2 separate regions of the Homo sapiens genome follow, and region 1 is linked to region 2. Evidence: chromatin loops called from intact Hi-C (ENCODE). Cell type or tissue: endothelial cell of umbilical vein. All regions are shown on one strand. Links, peaks and the distances in the headings refer to the core of each region. The heading gives the core; the rest is flanking DNA. Region 1 overlaps LOC124901750 (a long non-coding RNA gene). Region 2 overlaps BPGM (bisphosphoglycerate mutase).

What was found. Hi-C counts contacts between places; a loop is a spot of excess contacts. Peaks named below come from ENCODE experiments on the same cell type or tissue, not always from the same donor. Only the 100,000 strongest peaks of a DNase experiment are listed, where the experiment ranks them.
Region 1: a loop joins it to region 2, with 9 times the contacts of the local background. A loop is called at or near these places in 5 of 110 quality-filtered maps.

What each region holds. Positions count from the first base shown.
Region 1 is chr7:134,714,756-134,726,511 of GRCh38, reverse strand. All of the region lies in intron 1 of LOC124901750 (a long non-coding RNA gene), which reads left to right. It also overlaps a transcript of CALD1 not described here. Among named protein-coding and RNA genes, the nearest start is that of CALD1, 59 kb to the left of the region's middle. In endothelial cell of umbilical vein, for the core only: no CTCF peak of the experiment used is centred there; a DNase peak (open chromatin) is centred at 6,141; H3K27ac peaks cover 1,522 bases.
Region 2 is chr7:134,662,945-134,674,700 of GRCh38, reverse strand. All of the region lies in intron 2 of BPGM (bisphosphoglycerate mutase), which reads right to left. All of the region lies in intron 1 of LOC124901750 (a long non-coding RNA gene), which reads left to right. Among named protein-coding and RNA genes, the nearest start is that of BPGM, 22 kb to the right of the region's middle. In endothelial cell of umbilical vein, for the core only: no CTCF peak of the experiment used is centred there; a DNase peak (open chromatin) is centred at 4,630; H3K27ac peaks cover 4,000 bases.

The DNA of each region.
Region 1 (11,756 bases), core at 3,836-7,835, 51 kb before region 2:
ATATTATATATCTAAAGCTATATAATATATATTATATATCTAAAGCTATATAATATATATTATATATATAAAGCTATATAATATATATTATATATATAAAGCTATATAATATAATATATAAAAAGATATATATTATATTAAGTTATATACATATAATATATAAAGATCAATTAAGATTATATATGCTAATATATTAATATATTCTTATATATTTATATATGCTTATATAGTTATATATGCTAATTGTATTATCTGAGTCTTTTCTGAATCAGTTTCAGCTGATTTTTCTTCTCCTTATGTGTTGTATTTCTCAGCTTTTTTTGCATGCCTGGTAATTTTTGGTGGGATGTTAGCCATTGTGGATTTTATCTTGTTAGGTGCTGAATAATGGTGTATTCCTATAAGTATTCTTGGGTTTTGTTATAAGATTCAGTTAAGTTACTTGGTGTATTAGTCTTCTAATGCTGCTGTAACAAATTACCCAAATTTAGTAGCTTAAAACAATAGAAATTTATTATTTCACAGTACTAGAGACCAGAAGTCTGAAAGCAAAGTGTCATCAGGGGACCCCATAGAGGTTTTAGAAGAGAATTCATTCCTGACCTCTTCTAGCTTCTGGTAGTGCCTTGGCCACGTCACTCCAATGTGCCTCTGTCTTTGTAGCACCTTCTCCTCTGCGTACATCTAATCTCCTCCTGCCTCACTCTTATGATGACACTTGTGGTGGCATCAAGGGCCCAGCCAGATAATCCAGGATGTTATTCTCATGTCAAGATCCTTAAGGTAATCACATCAGTAAAGACTCTTTTTTCAAATAAGGTGACATTTATAGGTTCCAGGGATTAAAATCCAATGTCTTTGGGCCACCATTCAGCCCATTGCCCTTGGAAATAAATTGATCCTTTCAGGTCTTGTTTTCAGCTTTGTTAGGTGGGACAAGAGCACTGAAGAGTGATATTTGTCAAGCACCAACTGTTAGAATTGGGGGTACCACAGAATCTAAGGGTGATATTAATGCTATACATGCTCAGGAAATTGAGGAATTGCAAATCCTGCCCTAAATCACCCACTTTTGAAAAGCCCTTTGAGAGAGAGATGCATACAAATTATAAAACAGACAAAGTGACACTTCGTTTTCAGGATGGTTTGGATCCCACATGGAATGTAGAATCCAGGGAGATAGGTTGAACCCATGGACACCTCCTTTTGTTCCATGGATGACAGGCCTGAGGAGAGATATCACTGTCAATTTCTGCACTAAGATCCAGAAATATTGAATTAAGGAAAGGCTTACTTTGAGGCCTTGAATAGAGCTAGTCTGGGCTGTCCACATAGGTACTCAGGCCAGGGCTGTGGCCCTGGAGAATGGTGTTTGAGGAGTGAAAGAGATTACAGTTCTTTCTGGCTGTCAGGAGCAATCCCTAGGCCACCTCATGTCATCATTCTCAGAAATTAAATAGAAAAGGGAGGCCACAAGAAGAGGGGGTTGACTGCACCCACCTCTTGGCTCCTAGACACAGGGAATTAGCTGAAGCTTTGCAGAGGAAGAGAAGGATGCAGAAGCCAGCCTCCTGGTTAGGCACAGGACCTTGTTCTCAGCACACTGATGTCCCCCTGGGTGTGAATGGCTGATACACGTTCTTAAGGCCATCCAACCTCAGAAGAGGAGGGAGAGGGCAGTAGAAAGGAGGAAGGAGTATGGAGCTCCCCCTGGAGGAGTGCTGGCTGAAGCATACTGGATTGTTCTAAATTCACTTTCCTAATCTTCCTCTGTACCTGTTTCACAAGCAATGAAACTGAGGCTTAAAGAAGCTAAGGACTTTGGGAGACAGTGTGGTATAGAAGAATCGTGGACCTTGGAGTCAAACAAACCAAGAGTTCTTTAGCCAGCTACTGACTATATGATTTAGCTAAACTATTTTCATGTGCTATTGTAAAAATAAAGTGAAATCATATTGCATATGCAACACTACCATCAAGTCTGGCATACAGTAGGTGTGCTGTAATCTTAGTTATTTTTCCTTTCTTTGTCCAAGGTCACAGAGTCAGTCCACAGCTGGAGGAGCTGAGGTTCAGACTTATATCTTTCTGAGCTACAACCCCAGGCGCTCTCCCCTCAGTGATGCCTTTCTCTCAGCTTCCCCTGAATATTAAACCTAGGTTCCCTTCTCAAAGGCCTTTCCCAGCTAAGCTGGTTAATCTTCATATCCAAGAAACAAGAAGATGGTTGCTAAACAACCCCTTTTTAGGGCTAGAGTGCCTTCCCTTCCCTAAAGTGTATTCACTCTCACCTCCGGAGAAATATAAACACGCCTTGGTGAGGGGCTGGAACTCGAAGCTGGCCAGGCTTGCCCTTTCCCAGTGATTCTTCAGGCTCACAAGGGAAACCCTTGAAGGGAATCCCTCTGGGCAGCAAAGTCCATCCCTTTTATGGACAGATTCTCCTGCTGCCGCATAGCAAACCCTGAGCAAATTTTTGGCATGCAAGAGGCCCCACATCTTTTTGTCTAAAAGGCAAATATGCTTCTCTGAATTCATAACAGCAGCTCAGTTTTAAAATATTTTTCAGATCCCATTGAACGCCTCCTCTATCCAGGCTTTTCTCAGACTCAATAAACAGTAGGATTCTAAAGCCAAGAGAATCCCCCTACTTCCAACATGATTTTGTCCAACTGGCTACCTCTAAACTAGGCTTTCTCAACCTCAGCACTATGGACATTTGGAACAGGTGCATTCTTTGCATTGTGGAACATTCAGTAGCATCCGTGGCTTCCACTCATTATGTACCAGTAGCACCATCCCAGACTGCCCCCAAAATTGTGACAGTCAGAAATATTTCCAGACATGCCACATGTTCTCTAAGAGACAAAATCACCCCCACTTGAGAACACTGCTTTAAACAGACCTGGAATGAGGTTTAAAACTGGTTTTGAGCTTGCAGTTTTCTGCAAAAAAAAAAAAAAAAAAAAAAAAAAAAGTTACCTTTTCTACTGTACTTGACAGCTTGAGTCATTAGTGAATCAAATGGGAATATTGGGGGTATTGAGTATGGCTGGATTTAAGGGTGCCAAGAGCAGTGGTATATAGCATGATATTGAGCACTACCTTATTTCTAACTCAATTAATGTCAGGACAAGAGGACCAGGGTAGGGCTCTGAGCCATACTAACCCTAAACTACCCAGAAGATAGACAGAATTTTCCTAAGGGATTAAAAATCCTAGGCCAAGATGCAGAAACTGCAGAGAAACTTCAGATTACCCTAAATGCCCTTTACATATGTGATCTCATTTAATCTGTGATATGCCTCGAGGAGGTATAACAGTTATATCTTTTTACGCAAGAACTGAAACTCAAAAAGATTGAGTAATTTATCCAAGGTCGGTCAGCTGATAACTGATAGAGATGAGCTTCATACTCAGGCTTAGCTGTGGGGGTGATAGTTAATATTAGAAACCAATCCGTGTTAGTGCTTCCCTTGGCTGGTTAGAATCCTGGTGCCTCTGGAATCACTACAACCCCAGGCAGCTGGTAGGTCTCATCCTGATAGCTCTCATTCTAGAGCAGCTGGGCTCTCTGACAAAGGCCTCTGGAAATTCAGCCCCAGAAGTTAACTGTGAGTCCCATTTTCCTAAATTCAAAGAAAAGCTGACTTGCCTTTCCACTATATATCTAATAGAAAAGGCCTCCCAGCAGGGACTGTGGGTAAATGGAAGTAAAAGGATAGCAGAAAGGAAAGGTGGAGGGGGTGGAATAAGATGTAACAAAGGAGTGAGAAATAAAACTACGGTAGAGGCCAGGCACGGTGGTTCACACCTGTAATCTCAGCACTTTGGGAGGCTGAGGTGGGCAGATCACGAGGTCAGGAGTTCGAGACCAGCCTGACCAATATGGTGAAACCCTGTGTCTACTAAAAATACAAAAATTAGCCAGGTGTGGTGGCATGCTCCTGTAATCCTAGCTACTCGGGGAGGCTGAGGCAGGAGAATCGCTTGAACCTGGGAGGCAGAGGGTGCAGTGAGCTGAGATTGTGCCACTGCACTCCAGCCTGGGCGACAGAGGAAGATTCCATCTCAGAAACAAACAAACAAACAAATAAATAAATAAATAAATAAATAAACAAAATCGAACTACTGCAGAATGCACAGCACAAAGTTGGAAAGATGAGAACACTAAAATCAAAAGATTAGAAGAAGAAGAAAAGAGAAAAGAGAATGGTGAAAGGGTAAGAGAGGAAAAAAGTGGCAAAGAGAAGAGAAACTTGGCCGGAGGAAAGGAACAATAGAAGAGAGGGAATCTGCTCCAAAGTCATCTTTGTGGCTATTGACTCCTGGTGAGCTTTAAATTTGAACACGACCTGTGAATAACCGGCAAGGTGTCTGTGCACAAATCATACAGTAAAGACTTCCACGTGTTAGGATCCAGCCATTCTAGGATATTCACTTAACTAGAATGTTTTAGCTGTGCTCTAGCTTTAAGAAAGAGAAAAACCATCAGAGGAAAAAGCTACAGTCAGGGAATGAAAAGAAAAACCCCACCATAGATCTTCAGGGTAGAGTCACACTTGCTTAGAGCCAAACGGAAACCCCATCACAAAGTATTGAGACTGCGTTCCATAAATTACACAGCACGAGCTACCCCACTACTATCAAGTCTTACCTATGTGATGAAAAATATTCTTCAAGTACTGACTCCAAATCTGATAGGATATTGTGGTTACCATATGTTGATCATTTACCAGTATTCCTACAGCAATAATGTTGCAAGGAATACCATCATCTCCATTGATGGAGATGGAGACACTACCGCCAAGAAGGGTGGAATAACTGGCCTGAGGTCACACAGCTAGTCACTGGGATTGGCTGTAGACCCCCTCGGTCTTTCCCCTAAACCACATCCACCCTTCACCCCCCCACCTCCCCTAAACACACACAGCCATGGGGTTGTATTTTTTGCTATAGTAGAACAGTAAACCCAGTAAACTGTTCTACTATAGCAGTAGAAACCAGCAGTAGAACAGTAGAAACTGTTCTACTATAGTAGAAACCCAGGAATTCTAAGTTTTTTAATCCACAAAGGCTGAAACAAAATCATGCCTTGTGCTCAATTCATAGAATTGCAGAATTCCAAGGCTGGCAGGACTCCAGGGTCATGAAGTACCCCATCCTTTTTTTTTTTTTTTTTGCAGATGACTTAAACCAGGCTCAGTGAGTTGAAAGGCCCAAAGTCACTGCAGTTAATCAGAAAATTAAATTAACTGAAAATCGCCGTTCTTGAAAATATCCTATTCCCAGGCATTTTCTTGCACCCCTAAGGGGAACATTCTTCTCTTCCAGAGGGCTGCTCCACTGCTCTTGCCACAACTGTGGGGGACACAGGGAGGCCACAGAGCCTCCTGTTCCAGCGGCCTATAGCGAATATCAGGAACAGCCCCAGGCTGTTGGGCTACAGGTAGGGAGAAGATTCAGAGGGTCTGTTAGGCAGACCACAGCTTTGCTAAGAAGTTACATGGCAAACACCAAATCACCAGTTCTCAACTCTTTGTTTGATGCTATTACTTTTATAATCTATGGTTCCCTTTAAATCTAGTGTAATATGACAAGCTTATAATTCAAAACACATTTGTACAAAATGTAAAATACACACTGTACAAGCCCATGAATATAAGACACAATGTTCCCTTCAGGCCTCCTACTGAAAGCAGACAACACTTCTTCAAATCATCTGACATTTCTTGTCTGCTAGCTTGAAGACCCTTCATTCCCCACTCTCTGTTGTTTTCCTATTGACCAACTGCTACATTTCATGTGGGTCCTCTTGCTCATGTATGAGTGCATGTTAAGCGTTTGTTTTCCTTTAGGACAGACATTCCCTGCTGTGTTTTTCCTGGATTTGGACTATTTTTACTATTTACTTTATGTTGCCATGGAGATGGGGAGATCACAGATGTTAAGCGTTGGAATCTGGGGCCACAGGAGACATTTATCATTGTACTTTGTATGAAGTAGGCTCTTGTTCCCCATTTCTGCAAAGCCTCATGTTTATTTTATAAAGAAGTTACTAATGAGGACTCAGGCCTAATAAATAATGGGAAACTCTGCTTCACCTCCATGGCACATGCTTATTACAACAGCGATCTTATTAGGAAGGAAGGTAGAGCTCCTGAACACACAGAGATTAGCAGCCGTCAGTTTTTTCCTCTGCAGGAAATAGAAGGATGCATCAGAACAAGGGGCCCATTCATCATTCTTTCCCAGCTCCTTGAAGAAGAGAAACTTTCCCAAATTATTTCAACTATGCTCTGCAAGGAAAAAAAAAAAAAAAAAAAAGAGGAGGGCTAACCAGAGTGCCACTGTCGTCACTAACAAATGTTTGCTGATTACTGGTGAACAAAGGGTGAGTCTGACTTCAGCAAAATACAGTGGGTGAAGTTTACAAAGGCTACATTCTAAAAAATACTAAACATAGGTGCTGAAAGCATACACGCTAACCAAAGCGGGGGTTAAGAAACCCAGCTTTTATTCTTTTGAAGGATCTGTGTAGCTCAAAGTACAACTGAGTTGAAACAGAGATACAAACAAGAAAACAAACACTCACTGCGGGCATCTTTGGCGATTGATGTGAACATTTCGGGGGCATCTTTGGTGATTGATGTGAACATTTCGGGATTTGAACATTTTGGCTTTTGAACAGGTAACTCTCAAAATTCATTCCCTTAAGACTCAACCAAGGTAACTTTTGGCTTCTGTCACCTTGTCCAAACCAGATTGGGGTCCTTAAAAGCTCTTTTTTGCACACACACAAGGCCGTTGACGTCCAAGCAAAACAAAATGGACAAACACATATCGGACAATGGCCATTGATGGGCCCAGCTACACTCTTCCTGTGCTTGGAGAAATCTCTCCTATCCCCCCTCGCAAACTACCGGTTTCTTTCCCTGGACGCTGTTCTCTGCCTGCTCTTTCTAGGAGACAATGATGACTGCCCCATTTCCCTGGACTCTAGCCCTTTGCCTGATTGGTACTTTATTTAGATTGGCTGTTTGGCTCTTCCTAGGCTTCACCCTGGGTGCTCTGCTACTTTTTACAGGTCTACACCAAGTTCCTCTGGCGAGCCTCATAACCCTGTTCTGCTCCCAACTCTTGTTGTAGGGACCCCAGCCCTCTATTTGCCCTGTAAAGTTATTTGGACATATTTTTTTATCCCTTTTTGTCTCTCCTCTTTCTATTTTTTTCTTCCTTATTTATTCTTCACTTCTCCCTTTCCTTCTTCTCTGAAGCTTAAATTTTCTCTTTAAACAATCATTTTTCCGTTCCCAGTGACCTTCATAATTTGGTCTGAAAGTTAATATTTCTGTAGCTAAAATGTTTTAAGAGGCAATAGTGGCAGAAAGAACATTGGACTAGCTTCAGACCTTAGTTCTAACATTTGTGAGCTGTAGGATATTGGGGAAAATAATGTCCTTATACCTCAGTTTCTTCATTTGCAAAATGGAGATAATACTCTATAGTGTACACAGTAGTCATGAGGCTAGCATGGGTGAGAACCACTGATAGGTTCCCAGTAAAAGGTAATTATTTCATTCAACTTGACTCAAAAATTTATTTGGCAAGTGTTATTCATCTAGGTATGACATCTAAGCAATAGTGACAATATTTTGGGGAAATAAAAACTCCAGAAACAGTTGTCAAGAACTGCTAAGGGTCTTAGATTTTACCCTTCTTGAAAACTAGCAACCAGTATAAGACATGAGACTTCTGGGTCAGAGACAAAGAATTTTATTATTCACAACAACAGCAGTAGCCAACGTCTTCTGATTGCAACAGAAATTTGTACAGTAATTTACTCTAATTTTAAAACAGCTGAGGCCAGGTTTTATGCATTTTTAATGCATAACAAGCCTTTTATAAATCATCTGTATTTTACTACTTGTCTCTGCTCCCATCTCAGATACATCATTATATGAAACATTTTTTTCCCATTAAATAAACACATGTATACAAATAAATATAAGTATGTAATTTATAGCAGTTGAGTTTAGTGATTAAAAACTCAGGTTCAGAAGTCAACCTGCCTCGGCTCAAATCCCAGCTTAACCACCACAGAGTGACCTTGGGCAAGCTATTTAACTTCTCTGTGCCTTTTTGTCATGTCTGTAAAATGGAGATAATAACAGTGTCTACTTCATAAGATTGATGAGTGGATAGAATGTTATAATCCATGTAAAGTGCTTATGACATCAAGCTTACAATAAATGGTAGCTATTATTAATAGTGTAAATTCACACAATCCTTTGGATTTCATCTTCTTTCCCAAGAGGAGGATTTAAAAAAATGTTTTCAATCTAGAACTTAGGGTTTCAGAATAAATCCACAGGCACTTATAAAAAAACTGCTCTCCCATTTTTCTTCTCTTACCATGAACCAACTTTAGATTGATTCTGTGTTTAAAAACAAAAGGGAAAAAGAAAAATAGGTACCAAATGAAAATTCTACCTTCTGGAAGCATTCACATAGTTAGTATTGTTTTTTTTCCATGACAAGAAGAATGTTCTTTTATCTAGAAACCATCTATATTGCTAGCATTTTCTCTTTGTTTTAGCTGTAGTCCAAGCAAGTTATTTACTAAGAAGCTAAAAATCGGAAATATATGTCTCCATATTTATGTTTTCTTAGTCATTTGTTTTTTAATTCTTGAAATCTCCAAAGGCAATTGGCACACACAAAAAAATCCTGGGGCTTAAGGAAAATGTTTACCAATCCATTAAACATATACAAGCCCTGGTTATAATAATTGTGCCTTCTTTCAAGTGGAGCTGGCAGGGCCTTCCCTATCATGGAGTCAAACTCCTCACTTTGACTTTATGGACCCGGAGCCTGAGCACAGGGAGGCGGGCGAATGCTCCAGTCTGAGCAGCCAAGTGCAGCTGGATTCCAGTGCTTTCTCTGCATCACACCATTCCTTCTGCCTGGCCACCTTCTATCCCCTTATTTTCCTTCATTCTCAGGATCAAAGCAGGTACATTTAGTTGGTATTGCATGAAATGCGATGTGTTGAATGAAACTGAAATGTGTTCCGATTTCATTCCTGGTGCTTTCTTGGCCATTGTAAGCAAGGTACCAAGGTCACTCTGCTTTTCCAATTGGGCTTTTTCAGCTTATTAAAACTACAGTGGTCCTTTGGGTGGTGACACCATTATGTATGGCACTGTTATGGCAGATACATGACATTATACATTTGTCAAAACACATAGACCTATGCAACACAGAATGAACCCTACCCTAAACCATGGATTTTAGTTCATAATAGCATTATTGGTTTTGATTAATCAGTTTTAACAAGTGTACCACACTAATGTCAGATGTTAACACTAGGGGAAACTGTGTGTGTTGAGGTGGGGGAAAGAGACGGAACTCACTGTACTTTCTGCTCAATTATTCTGTAAAAATATACCGTCCTAAAAATTAAATATATTATAGACAGATAGATAGATGATAGATAGATAGACAGAGTCTAAGATAAGTATATATATAAAGCTTCAGTGGTCAAACCTTGTTATATTTGAGAGATAGTATGGTAATGGAGCTTGTTTACCAACAACAATAACCACAAAAAATCGAAGACCAGTGATTTCTTATCTCATTTGGCATTGGTCTTTGGTGTGAAAAAGGTAAATTCTAGAACTCACTATTCACATAATCCATATCACACATCAAAGTCTACAGTATAAATACTATTCCTTAATAAAACTGATAATTTGCAAGGCATGGTGCAATGTAGTTTTGAAAGATGCTGTCATCTTTTTAATAACTAGCTCACATCCACTCTACCTGCCATGAATATTTGAACTCACTTTGGTCATGGTGTTGACATGAACCCTTCTGGCTGAGTTTTTTCCCTGACATTGTTTTCACTCTGTCCATTTATATTTTTGCTTATATTTTTGCCAATTTATTTGATGGTGTGTTAAAAACTGATTCAAACATCTAAAAGTTTCTTCTTCTGTCATGTACATTTCAAGAGTTTAGAAAATAATAAATCTTTCTCATATTTGCCTGCATGGACTTACAATACAAAAGCAAGCAACACAGAGTCTTGTCCACTGGAGCTATCAAAATTTCACAAAATTTCAGCCTTTTAATTGATTCATTAAACACACTGGGTGATAATTCTTGCATCTGAGCTAGTATCTTATGAGACAGTGAGAGTGGTTGAATTTTTATAGTAGCCAGTTGCATTGTTTAAACAGATGGTTTAACAAAACTACCCCTGATGGTACATTCCATTTTCCCTCAGAGTACATCTACTTAGAGTCATGCTGAATGTGACTTTTTATTGTAAGATTTAATTTTAGTTCATATTCCGTTTTCTAGGTACAGTAAGTTCAAGACACACTGTAAGATACCAATAACCTTATTTTTATTCTCACTATATTCTGTTTCAAAATACCATTGTATGGCTGCAGCAGACCAGCATGGCACATGTATACATATGTAACTAACCTGCACATTGTGCACATGTACCCTAAAACTTAAAGTATAATAATAATAATAATAAAACAAAATACCATTGTAACTTGGCAGGCATCGTAAAACTATTTTGCAAATTTTTACTGCATGAAGTACATCCAGTAACTTTTAGCTCCATAAAAGGTGAATCCCAATGACAAATAATTATTAATGTTTTCCTTGTCTCTGCATGACTTTATGAGAAAATTTTCCACACATGGCCTTCATTGACTGGCCTTCGACCTGGTCAGACTTGTCATTTTTATCTTGATACATTTCTTATTGTAAGCATAATTATCCCATTCCCACTTGTGGGGCAGAGGAAAATAAATATAAACATAAACTCTGTCTCATACACATATACATATATACGTATAAAATTTATAAACCTGAAGGCAAGAAAGTTTAATTCATTAAAACTACTACAATATGTTACTGCCATAAGACAATGCATAACATGTCCACTTGTATTGGATAACTGATTTTCACCCCAGAAGAGAGCACAATGCTGACCATATACACCCAAGCCCTACCCAGCAATTTAATGGAGCGTGGTCTTTCCCATGTTAATAGAGGGTGTATACTTGCAATAGTTTACTTTTGGGTACATGCACAGGCCCAAATTCAGGGACAGATTATAGCAGACCTACATGATCTGTTCAAAGACACAACTGTAAGACATTCAAATATATACACAAGAGCGAAAATATATTTCAAGAGAGAAATGCTGTTTCTGGGTTTGAACTTAACCAAGCTCACCCAGTAGTAGAAGTCACTGTAGTGGTGGTCTCTAGTATGTTAAAATCTGGTGCATGTGAAATTTGAGTGTGTATTTATTATAATTTCTTTTTCTAAAGAGTTGAAGTATATATATCTCACAATGAAGCTAGAGTTTTGTATTTGTGGAATCTTTGCAACAAGGCATAGCCTTGCCCCATGGGTAACATATGGCAACTCATTGAAGGAAAGAAGCTGAGCCAACTAATAAGGAAAACGCAGCTGCTCCCCTACTAGGCAAAGGGAAACCACAGCTGGTATTGAGGTAGGAGACTGGCAGGACTTGTTTTCCAGACCAGATAGGAAACTGCCCAGAACCAGCAAGTGGCACCAAGAAAGCAACCTGTACTTGCCCTAGCTGCCCATCAGCATAAGACACTCCTGCCAGTGCCATGACAGTTTACAAATGTCATGGCAACACCCGGAAGTTATCACCCCTTTCCACCACAAAACCTGGAAGTTACCACCCATTT
Region 2 (11,756 bases), core at 2,871-6,870:
TAGTCAAAAAGTGAACACAACACAAATGTCCATTAACTAATGAACAGATAAATTAAATGTGGTATATCCATACAATAGAATATTATTTGGCAATGAAAAGGAATGAAGTACTGAACCAAACCACAACAAGGTTCTTGGATGAATCTTGAAAGCATGATGCTACTAAATAAAAGAAGCCAGTCACAAAGGACCACTTACTGCATAAGTCCATTTACATGAAATGTCCACAACAGGTGAATCTATAGTGACACAAAGTAGATTAGTTGTTGCCCAGGGCTGGGTGGAATAGGGGAGGAACTGGGGGGGTGATAACAGCTAAGGGGCACTGGGTTTCTTTTTAGGGTAGTGAAAATGTTCCAACATTGATTGTGGTAATGGATTTACAATTTTGTGAATACACTAAAAGCCATTTAATTGTATACTTTAAATGGCGAATTGCATAGTATGTGAATTATAACGCAATAAAGATGTTAAAAAATAGTAAACAGGGCTGGGCGCAGTGGCTCATGCCTCTAATCTCAGCACTTTGGGAGGCTGAGGTGGGTGGATCACTTGAGGTCAGGAGTTCAAGACCAGCCTGGGCAACATGGTGAAACCCTGTCTCTACTAAAAATACAAAAATTAGCCAGGCGTGGTGGTGGACGCCTGTAATCCCAGCTACTTGGGAGGCTGAGGCAGGAGAATTGCTTGATCCTGGGAGGTGGAGGTTGCAGTGAACCGAGATTGTGCCATTGCACTCCAGCCTGGGTGACACAGCAAGACTCTGTCTCAATTTAAAAAAAAAAAAAAAAAAAAAAGGAAACAGATCCAGAGTGGTTAAATAAAAACCTGCTCTACTCACAGGACTATTAAGGCAGTAAAAATGGACCTTTTTAAACTACCAAATCCCCAGGATTTAAACCCTGGTCAGGTGACTTATCCATGGTTATTTCCACGACTACTGAGGAGGAGAGAGAAGAATGTTTATATGAATGCTCTGCCCTCGTGAAAGGCTGGGTCCTAAATGGACATCTGCTGATGCCATCCAGTGTTCCCACGACTGGTAAAGGGAATGAATAAGTTTGTCTGATCCCCAGCTAACACACTGCGATTATGATGGGCCATGTTTAGGGGTTGTTGTCTGTGACTTTAGAAACGAGTTCCAGGTCTTCAGCAAGGGGCTTGGGTATACATGGGATTCACTTGTTTGACCATGGCCTCAGATCTAACCGGATCCAACAGGTCCCCTGTTTAATAGCAGCACTCTCAAGTTTGGTCCCTTTTGTGTGGGACCAAATTAAAGAGCCAAATAAACAAAGGCCGCCGTAATATTTCAACTACAAAGGAAGGAGAGTTCAACAAAAATAGAAATGTTTCCAATAAATAAATAAAATCAACATTCCACTTTAATGACTACTCAAGCCATTCACACAGCAGACTAATTACTTACAAATATTTAAAATACTTAGACTGGTTAATAATCAGTCAATGAGACTTAAGTGACTAAAATTTTGTTTTATTTTATTTTATTATTATTATTTTCTTTTTGAGATGGAGTCTCGCTCTGTCGCCCAGGCTGGAGTGCAGTGGCGCGATCTCAGCTCACTGCAAGCTCCGCCTCCTGGGTTCACGCCATTCTCCTGCCTCAGCCTCCAGAGTAGTTGGGACTACAGGTGCCCGCCACCACACCCGGCTACTTTTTTGTATTTTTAGTAGAGATGGGGTTTCACCATGTTAGCCAGGATGGTCTCTATCTCCTGACCTCGTGATCTGCCCGCCTCGGCCTCCCAAAGTGCTGAGATTACAGGTGTGAGCCACCGCGCCCGGCCAACTAAAATTTTAAAACAGCAAATTAGGAAAAACCACAGTGAAGCCATTACTCATTACTCAATTTTGGCATAAGTTACATTCATCATCCTAAGAAAGTTAAGCAGGCAGAGCTCCTAAGGCCAGAATAATGCATCTGAACTATATTAAACCAAACTGAATTAGTCCTATCAGCCTTATGTATATACAGATTTCACATCTAGCAAGTGTAGTATTTTTGATCCAAGTTGTTTTGGGAAAAAATCCATGTATAAGTGAACCTATGCAGTTCAAATCCATATTGTTCCAGGGTTGGCTGAAAAGGGAAACACTGCTGAGTTCTCACCCTGTACCTACCCCTCTCCACAGTGGTGTGGAGTTAAATACAGTTGTCATTACTTAGTGGACCATATTACTAAATAATTTCTGGACCCTAGCAGCCAAACCATAATAGTGTTACTTACAGTTGAACAAACATTCACTAAATTCTTGCAATGGGCAAGGCACTGTGTTCTACAGTAGGGTGGAGAGGAGCAGGTGCAGGGTGAGAACTCAGTGGTGTTTCCCTTCACAGCTACCCTTGTCTTTAAGGGTCCACCATTGCCTTTAAGTCTGTGTTGAAGTCTTTAAGTCTGTGTTAAAGTCTTTAAGTCTGTGTTAAATACTTAAAGTCTGCCTTTAAGTATCGAATCTTCATGTAGAAGCACCTAGGAGCTAACTGCAGTCAATTTAAATAATGGGATATTTTAAGGAAGAAATAATGAAAGTTTGGGGTAATAAGTCCAGGAAGTAGCTCAAGGCCAAAATTGGGGAGAAAGTCAAACAACTTTATTTTCTGCATAGAGGAATAACTTCAGGAAGTCAAATTTGCACCTACCAACCCCCTCCCCTAAGTCACCATAGCAGGAACAGGAACCAAAGACAAACTGTTATGTACACTGTACATCTACTAAAGCACCTCCTGGTAGAGGTGCTTGTGCAAATGCTCACTTTTCCCACCAGGATTATAAATTCCTTGAGAGCAGGAACAATGTTTGATCCATTTCTGTATCACCCATGCTGTTACAACACAGTGCTTTACCCACTGCAAGATTTAGTAAATGTTTATTCAACTGTAAGTAACACTTTTATGGTTTGGCTGCTAGGGTCCAGAAATTATTCAGTAATATGATCCACTAAGTAATTACAGCTGTATTTATTATGTGAATCTACTTTTTACATATAACTAAAGGCTATAAGGAATAAAATGTTAGGCTGGGTGTGGTGGCTCATGCCCATAATCCCAGCACTTTGGGAGGCCGAGGCAGGCAATCACGAGGTCAGGAGATCGAGGCCATCCTGGCTAACACAGTGAAACCCCGTCTCTAATAAAAATACAAAAACAAAATTAGCCGGGCGTGGTGGCGGGTACCTGTAGTCCCAGCTACTTGGGAGGCTGAGGTGGGAGAATGGCGTGAACCTGGGAGGTGGAGCTTGCAGTGAGCCCAGATTGCACCACTGCACTCCAGCCTGGGCAACAGAGCGAGACTCCATCTCAAAAAAAAAAAAAAAAGAACAAAATGTTAATTTAAAAATCCTAAAACATAAAGCCTATATATGAAAACACCCTAAGGACTTTGTCAGAGGTACAGTACAGACAAATTTCAGAAAGAGGTTAAAAGCTCCACAAAAGGACCTTGTGTGTCTCATTCACATATAGGTGCTATATCCCTTGTACCATGAACAAGACCTGATTTAGTGAACCCTAGGTGCAAACCTGAATTGAATAAATTCGAACTCTCTGGGTTTTCAAATTAAATCTAGTCTTTTATTGTTGAAGCCTTGATTAAACACTGTGCTCTCCTATGACCTTACCAAGAAAAAAAAAGGAGAATTAAAAGAATCTTAGCCTTGAACAAAAAGCTGTTTACATCTAGTGCCAATAAAATAAACAATTCAAATTAAATGGCTTTAGATGTTCTTTGATTTTCTCCAAAGTGTTCAAAATCTTTGAATTTTAGAAAACCAGAAGAGATGGTCAGAGAGACAGAAAGATTCGCTACAGGATGAGAAGGAAAGAAGAAACCCCAATTCGGTAGTGTATACTCTTTGGAATTAGAAAAAAAAGGGAAACAACTCCAGTCAACTCATTCATTTAATAAGGTGCCACCCATTCATTCCTCACTTTCCTCTCCTGGTCAAGTAAGTCACAATTCAAACCCCACCGACAATCTGTGATAAGAGTTCTGTATTCCTTTATGGCCAATAAGAGCTGAAACTAGAGATTCAGAGTTTCATAAATGATCTATTTTTAATTTTAATTCTTTAAGATCTGAATACTATATATGTAAAGATATGCTAGGGTGATTTGAATAACACGATAAAATAACAGCCACTAATTTAGAGTAAGGCAGAGAGAAGAATCCATTCTACGTTTAATTTTATAGTTAAAATAGCCTATAATGTTTAAAAAATAAAGGGTTCTATAAATCAATTATTATAAAAGAAAGCTTAACCACACCAATAGGCAACTACTTGCCTCACAGAAGCGAGGCCTGAATTGGCTGCTTCTGAAAATATCACACTAAAATGCCAAAGGTAACCAACTCATCAGTCCCCGTCCCCACAGCTAGTCCCAGCTGACCTTTCCTCCCTGAGTCTCTAATTTTATCTCAGCACTTCTGTGCCTTGCTATGTATGCAGCTGCACACAGGTCTTCAGGGATCAAGTCTGTCTTGCATGAGTGTCTTGTGTGTCACTCTTACTCCAAACTTGAAACTGCCTCGTCCTGTGCTTAAACCCAGACTAAACAATCCATTTCCTCTGGCAAGATGCAGACTACATCCAGTGTTTCAGTTTGGTACCTGGCTTTTCCTTGGACGTGCGCCAGCAGGAAACAAACAGGAAGTGACTATGCCAACCACAGAGAATGAAACACACGCCTGTCTGGAACGCTACAGTACAGGATGCTTTCAGATACTTAGGTCTGCGTTAGATGTTTTCACGGTGGTGCTTTGTGAGAAGTGTGTCTGAACCAGTCAGAGGTGGGCCCTGCTTTTTAACCTGGACTTATTAGCATAATAATGGTACTTCTAAAAGCCAGTAAAGCAGTCCCTTAAGTAGGCATTTTTTTACTATATAATATTCTGTATGTCTTGTTTTGACTTCTTCCGAAAGCATTAACTATCATCAGATTAAAAGTAAAGCAATCTCAAAAGCATATATGATTTATGAGCAGAGATATTATATAAATAAGTCATTTGACAGGGGAGAGGTCATCCCCATCAGCCAGGAAGCCTGTCTTAGGCACTGACATGTGGTTTCAGTGTTTGCAATTCTTATACAAGAGTGTTATCTAGCTCCGAATCAGTATCACTTGCCTCTCAGTGTACCATTCATCTGCGCTGACTCCAGGAGGTCCTTGTTGACCCGCTCCTAGACTAGGTTGTTACAAGAGAAAAAGGAGGGGATGGAAGGCCCAATTAAGGCTAAAGAAATTGATGATAATAAGCAGAGATAGTCTGGGATAAAAAAATAAAAAAATAAAAAAAACCTTTATTAGAGGAGCTTTCAACCTATAACATTAGCAAGATTCTCAAACATAACTTCTCATGAAGAAGGACTTTAAAAGGCAGTTCCCTATAATGACCATGGTTTAGGTGCTAAAGTCAGAACCAGATGGCTCCTGAAGCCTTGAGAAAGCATAACAAATGCCCTCCAGGTTAGTTTTCAAAGGCACAGATAGGTGCATATAGCAAACCTTCAACCCTTCACTTAATTCTCCTAATTGACTAATGTAGTCTATTACCTTTGTGAACAAAAGGTAAGGTCCCAATTAAGGCAATGGTGAGTTCACTGGATAAAGCAAGTCTTTTTTCAGGTATAATTTACATATAGCAAAAGTCACCCTTTTTAGCATACAGTTCTATGAGTTTTGACAACTGCATACAGTAGTGTAATAACCAATCAGGATATAAAACAGCTCTATCAACCCCTTAAAATTTCCTTGTGCCCCCAGCAGCCTACTCTTACCCCACCAATCTGTTATTTCCCGATAGTTCTATATTTTCCCAAATGGCACATAAATGGAATCATACAATACACAGCTTTTTTAGCCCAATTTCTTTCACTTGGCAAAATGCAGCTGAGGTTCATCCATGATGATGGGTGTATCAATAGTTTGCTTCTTTTTACTAAAGCAGTTTCTTTAAGCAAAACAGCTTAGTGATCAATGATTGATCAAATGAAATAAAAAATATGACCAGGATATACTAAACAGCAAAGTAAAACGCAGTATTGAACCATAGCTTTCCAGTGAGTTCAGAGCCATGTTCTAGTTCCTACATAAAACAACATGTGTACGTAAAATGCCTAAAACTGTGCTTGGCATGCAGTATGCACTGAATAAAGGTCATCCCGTATAGCTATGCTAGAGTGTGCCATTCAGACCACAATGTTATAACAGCAGTAATAATTTAAGACTCAATTAGTTGCATTAAATTACCTTTTTATAGTTTACCTGCCATGGATGTTCTTGACTCAGCTTCTTAAAACACAGTATTCCAAACAAAGAATAGGTCAAGGGAAAGGCTACCTTTTAGAAAAAAGTTTTAAAGCCCAGGTGATAACTGTGTGTGGAGCCTCAGTGAACTGAGTTTTGAGTAGAGTTCTTGATGCCAACTAATTACCATGATCACGGCCAAGGAATCTAGAGTCTCTTTAGATTTCAGTTTCCTCCAACAGCACCTGTCTTCTTTTCCACAAATGGAGAAAGCATCAGTCAGGATATGACTGCCTACAGTGTCATAATATCAAATATCTGAGAAACAACTAACATCTTCAGAACCAACACTCTTTACTGTTGAGGTATATGGATGACACCTCTAAGACTAGACCTAAGAGGAGATGAGTAATACTAGCATACTCTTAGTAGAAAGATCTTAAAGCAATTTGAGATTTCAGCATAGACCAATATTCTAATTAGTTATTTAACTGGGGTCATGATTCTTCCCACCCTAGTTTTCAAACAATAAGAAAGTATTTTTCTGATAGGACAGTATGCTGTCATTGATGCTATCCGTTACCACACTCCGCCCCAGTAGGTAAAACTTTTTTAGCTTGTCAAGCAGTTTAGAGACAAAATAGGGAAAAATTACTCCAGTCCCTTGAAAGAGCCCATTTTATATGGGAGAAGTTTACATAAACATCTCTAGAAAGCACGGCTTGGAACCAGATGAATCTGCAGCCACAAGTGTTTTTACTTTTATAATAAATGCAAAGAAATTTAGCAACTTTTGTGCTTACAGGAAATATAAAACCCTGGTTATGCCCATTTCTAGATTCAATTCTTAACAGTAGTGAAAGCTAACGTCTTCATTTTTACGTTTTTATTTTTCTAAAATGGGGTCTCACTATGTTGTCCAGGCTGATCTCAAGCCTAGGCACAAGCAATCCTCCTGCCTCCGCTTCCCTAGTAGTTGAGACTACAGGTGCGTGACCCCACACCCAGCTCAATATTTTTATAGTGAGGTAACCACATAATTTATCATCCAGACTGGGGCACTTTTGAAAGTAAAAGGAGATGCTATTAATAATTACATTCGGACAACAGGCATTAACCACAAAATGGGCATGTATGATCATGTAACTTGATAGTAAGCATAAATTGGCAATTAAGATGGTAACTTATATTTTGTACCACCATAAACACATACACATGAACTGGCAAAGCAGTCCTTCCTATAAAAGAAAACCTTTATTTCCCCCCTAAACAGTAGGGGAGATTCACTTAATTTTTTGAGTCTTGAAAAGTTAGCATCTAAATCCAATGAAATGCTTTCTTTTAGGTTGGTAAGTTACCAAGAAGCACACAAACCCTGTAACTTGAGCTGTGGAAAGTTAGACATGCAATACAAGAGGACTAACATTAGATTAACATGCCTATTCTGGTGAGTGAATACATCTACAATCAATTTTGAAAGGGCTAAAATCTCACTAAATTAACAGAAATGATGTGAAAAAAATATGATGACATACTATGTCTTCTGATCTTGAGAAAGTCACTTATGCTTAATTCTTGCAGTTGTGAAAAAGAATACTTGGGACCTTATTTTTCAATAGACACTGTAAGAGAAACTTTACTAACACAGATTGACATTTAGAGACAATAACTTATGCAGTGATCCTGAAATCCAATCCAGCCTATTTCATGCACATGACATAATTTCTTCCATGTTAGGTGTGGGAGTTAAGTCACAGTAGAGAACTACAGCAACATCTAAGAACTCCATTAGTGTTAATTGGAGTACCACCAGGAGGTACTATAGGCCAAAAAGGAACAAAGTCATCATATCCAGAATGGGTGAGAATCAAGATTACAAACCATCCTTCTATTTTCCTGTGGACAAATCCGGATCCTCACATCCATTCCATTAGTTTTCTAGGCTATGGTCTTATCCTAACTGCATGTTCTGGCTTTTCTGCCATTTTTTCCCTCTATCTGCCATCCTCCTTGGTCATCAACCCCATCATTTTTATTCTCTACCTCTCTCATAGATACCTCCCTCTCTGGCAGCCCATGTCTTTTTCTGTGTTCACATACTTCCTACTGAAGTCATTTCCTACAATTTACTTCTTTCTACACCAACCCCACTGTTTTACATCAATTATCCCCCAAATAAAAACATTTTCTATAAAGCCTGTTTATGGTAATAGGGATAGGAGTTATAATGTAAGGCTACTTTAAAATGTCATTAATGGCCAGGTGCGCAGTGGCTCATGCCGTAATCCCAGACTTTGGGAGGTTGAGGTGGGTAGATCGCTTGAGGCCAGGAGTTCGAGACCTGCCTGGCAAACGTGGCAAAACCCCATCTCTACTAAAAAATTACAAAAATTAGCCAGGTGTGGTGGTACACACCTATAATCCTAGCTACTCAGAAGGCTGAGGCATGAGAATCGCTTGAACTCAGGAGGCGAAGGTTGCAGTGGGCCAAGATCGAACCACTGCATTCCAGCCTGGGCAACACAGCGAGACTTTGTCTAAAAAAGAAAAGAAAAGAAAAGAAAAGAAAATGTCATTAATCTCTAAAAGAAAAGAAAAGGTCATTCAGTTTCATACTTCCAACTTAAAAAAATAAAAATAAAAAATAAAATAAAATAAAAAGCCCTTTAGATGAAGGACTGGAAGCTGCCTGAAGACCAATGCCTGCTTATTTCCCAATGAGCCCTGTAAGTCCACTTCTGCCCCAGTGGTCAAAGCTGCACTTTTTTTTTTTTTTTTTTTTTTTTCATTAATTTTTATTTTATTTTATTTTATTTTTTTTATTATACTCTAAGTTTTAGGGTACATGTGCACATTGTGCAGGTTAGTTACATATGTATACATGTGCCATGCTGGTGCGCTGCACCCACTAATGTGTCATCTAGCATTAGGTATATCTCCCAATACTATCCCTCCCCCCTCCCCCAACCCCACCACAGTCCCCAGAGTGTGATATTCCCCTTCCTGTGTCCATGTGATCTCATTGTTCAATTCCCACCTATGAGTGAGAATATGCGGTGTTTGTTTTTTTGTTCTTGCGATAGTTTACTGAGAATGATGGTTTCCAATTTCATCCATGTCCCTACAAAGGATATGAACTCATCATTTTTTATGGCTGCATAGTATTCCATGGTGTATATGTGCACTTTGATTTTCCCCAGTATTCTACACTCCACAGCCATGCATTTCAGTTTTGTTATCACTTCCGTATGTTTGCCACCCCCCACTGTTTTCTAGGCCAATGACAAATCCTTTAACCTTTCAATTCCATTGATTATTTTTCCAGCTTTAATGAGATATAATTCACATACAATTCACCCACACAAAGTGTACAACTCAATGGCTCTTAGCATATTCAGAGTTGTGCAACCCTCACTACAATCAATTTTAGAATATTTTTATCACCCCAACAAGAAACTCTGTACCCATCAGCAAATCACTTGCAAAATCTTCCATCCTCCCTACCCTCTAGGCAACAACCACTCTACCTTCTGTTTCTAAAGATTTGCCTATTCTGGGTATTTCATATAAATGAAATCCTCTAATATGTGATCCCTTGTGGCTGGCTTCTTTCACATAACAGAGTTATTTCAATGTTCACCCATATGGTAGCATGTATCAGCATCACCTTCCCTTTCATTGCCAAATAATATTCCATTGTATAGATAGACCCCATTTATAAGTTGATGAACACTTGGGTTGTTTCCATCTTTTGTCTATTGTGAATAATGCTGCTCTGCAGGTTTAGGTACAAGTTGTTGTGTGGACATGTGCTTTCATTCCTCTTGGGCATTGTGATGGTTTGAACTGTGATCCCCTCAAAAAGACAGGCTGAAGTCCCAAACTCCTCATAATGTGACCCTATTTGGAAATACAGTGTTTAACAGAGAATAATCCCATTAAAATGGAGGTCACTGGTGGGAGGCGGCAGGCTAATATTATTGGTGGCCTTATAAAAGGGGAAATGTGGATAAGAAACACACACACAAGGAGAATGCCAAGGAGTGATGCTTCTGCAAGCCACAGAACATCAAAGATTGCCGACAAACACCGAAGCTAGCCAAGGCAAGGAAGAATTGTCTCCTAGAGTCATCAGAGAGAGCACAGCCCTGCTCACACCTTGATTTGGGACTTCCAGCCCCTAGAAAACACATTTCTGTTGTTTTAACCCACCCAGTTTGGTTGTTTTCTTACGGCAGCACTGGGAAGCTAATATAGCTATATGGGTAGGCGTGGGATTGCTGGATCATATGGTAACTCTATGTTTAGCCCTTCTGAGGAACTGCCAGATTGTTTTCCAAAGCAGGTACACCATTTGATTAAATTAATTAAATAAATTGCTAATAGTTTCAAAGCCTCCCTCAAATGTAGAAAAGTAAGTTTTGCTATGTCTAAACACAACCTCTACATGTAATTCTCTCTTTGCCCCCACCATGGTTATAGTCTTCTTTACCATCATTTGTTAAACTTTCCGATTTCCCTCAAAAAGAACAGTAAAAAATAGTTAAATCATCAATGCACTAGCAGGAGGGGATGTGTACAATGAGCTGTGGTTGGGCTGTAGAATCGTTTTAAAGAGATCTATAATAAATTTGAAGATAGGTGAAGAGTCAATGGTATTAAACAGTAGGAAACTTTTTTAAAAGGGGGACTTCCAAGCTAAGAAGGTGGAGAAAGATGATCCTAAAGGAGATAGTGGTGTTTTCTTGAGAGAAGGGAGCCTGGCCACAATAAATCTGAGACCCAGCTCTGAAAAAGGAGTTGGCACGGTTGAATAGAATACACCTCTGGCAGAAACTCTGAAATTCTGAATTTCAGTTTGTTGTTGTCTAGTAGAAGCCTCAACTCTTCTTCAAACAATAAAATACTATGGTCCATTAATGATGAAGTTATATATCACTAATAATGAAGTTAAAGATCTAATTATTCTGAACAAGAATAGAACCTTTTATATAGTTGAGTAAATAAGATACACATGTGCCCACGCACATGCGCACGTGCACACACACAAACACACACACACACACATATCAAGTGCCATGTCTAGCCAATAAAATTTTAGTATCTAATAGTCTGTAGATTTTAGGTCTCTGCATGACTAATGGATGTCAGCTATACAAGTAATGATTTAGTTCTTGGTCATGTTATAAAAATTAGGGGAAAATAATCACATGCTAAAGATTACTTCATTTTTAACTAATAATCTATTTCTACTTATTTCACATACAAGGTCAGCCTTTTTATTTGTCACAGCCTCTTATAGAAAATTAAAGCAGAATGAAAACGAATGGTGGAGAAATTTCTTCTATTTATTACCAGTAAGCTAACTGCTGACAGTGATGAAAGGCAGGAAAACACCAGACAGGGCATATCACGCAAAAAGCACAACCATCTGGGATGAGTGGAGGCAGAGAGGGAAACGAGAAATCCACAGAACAGTGAGAAATCCAGA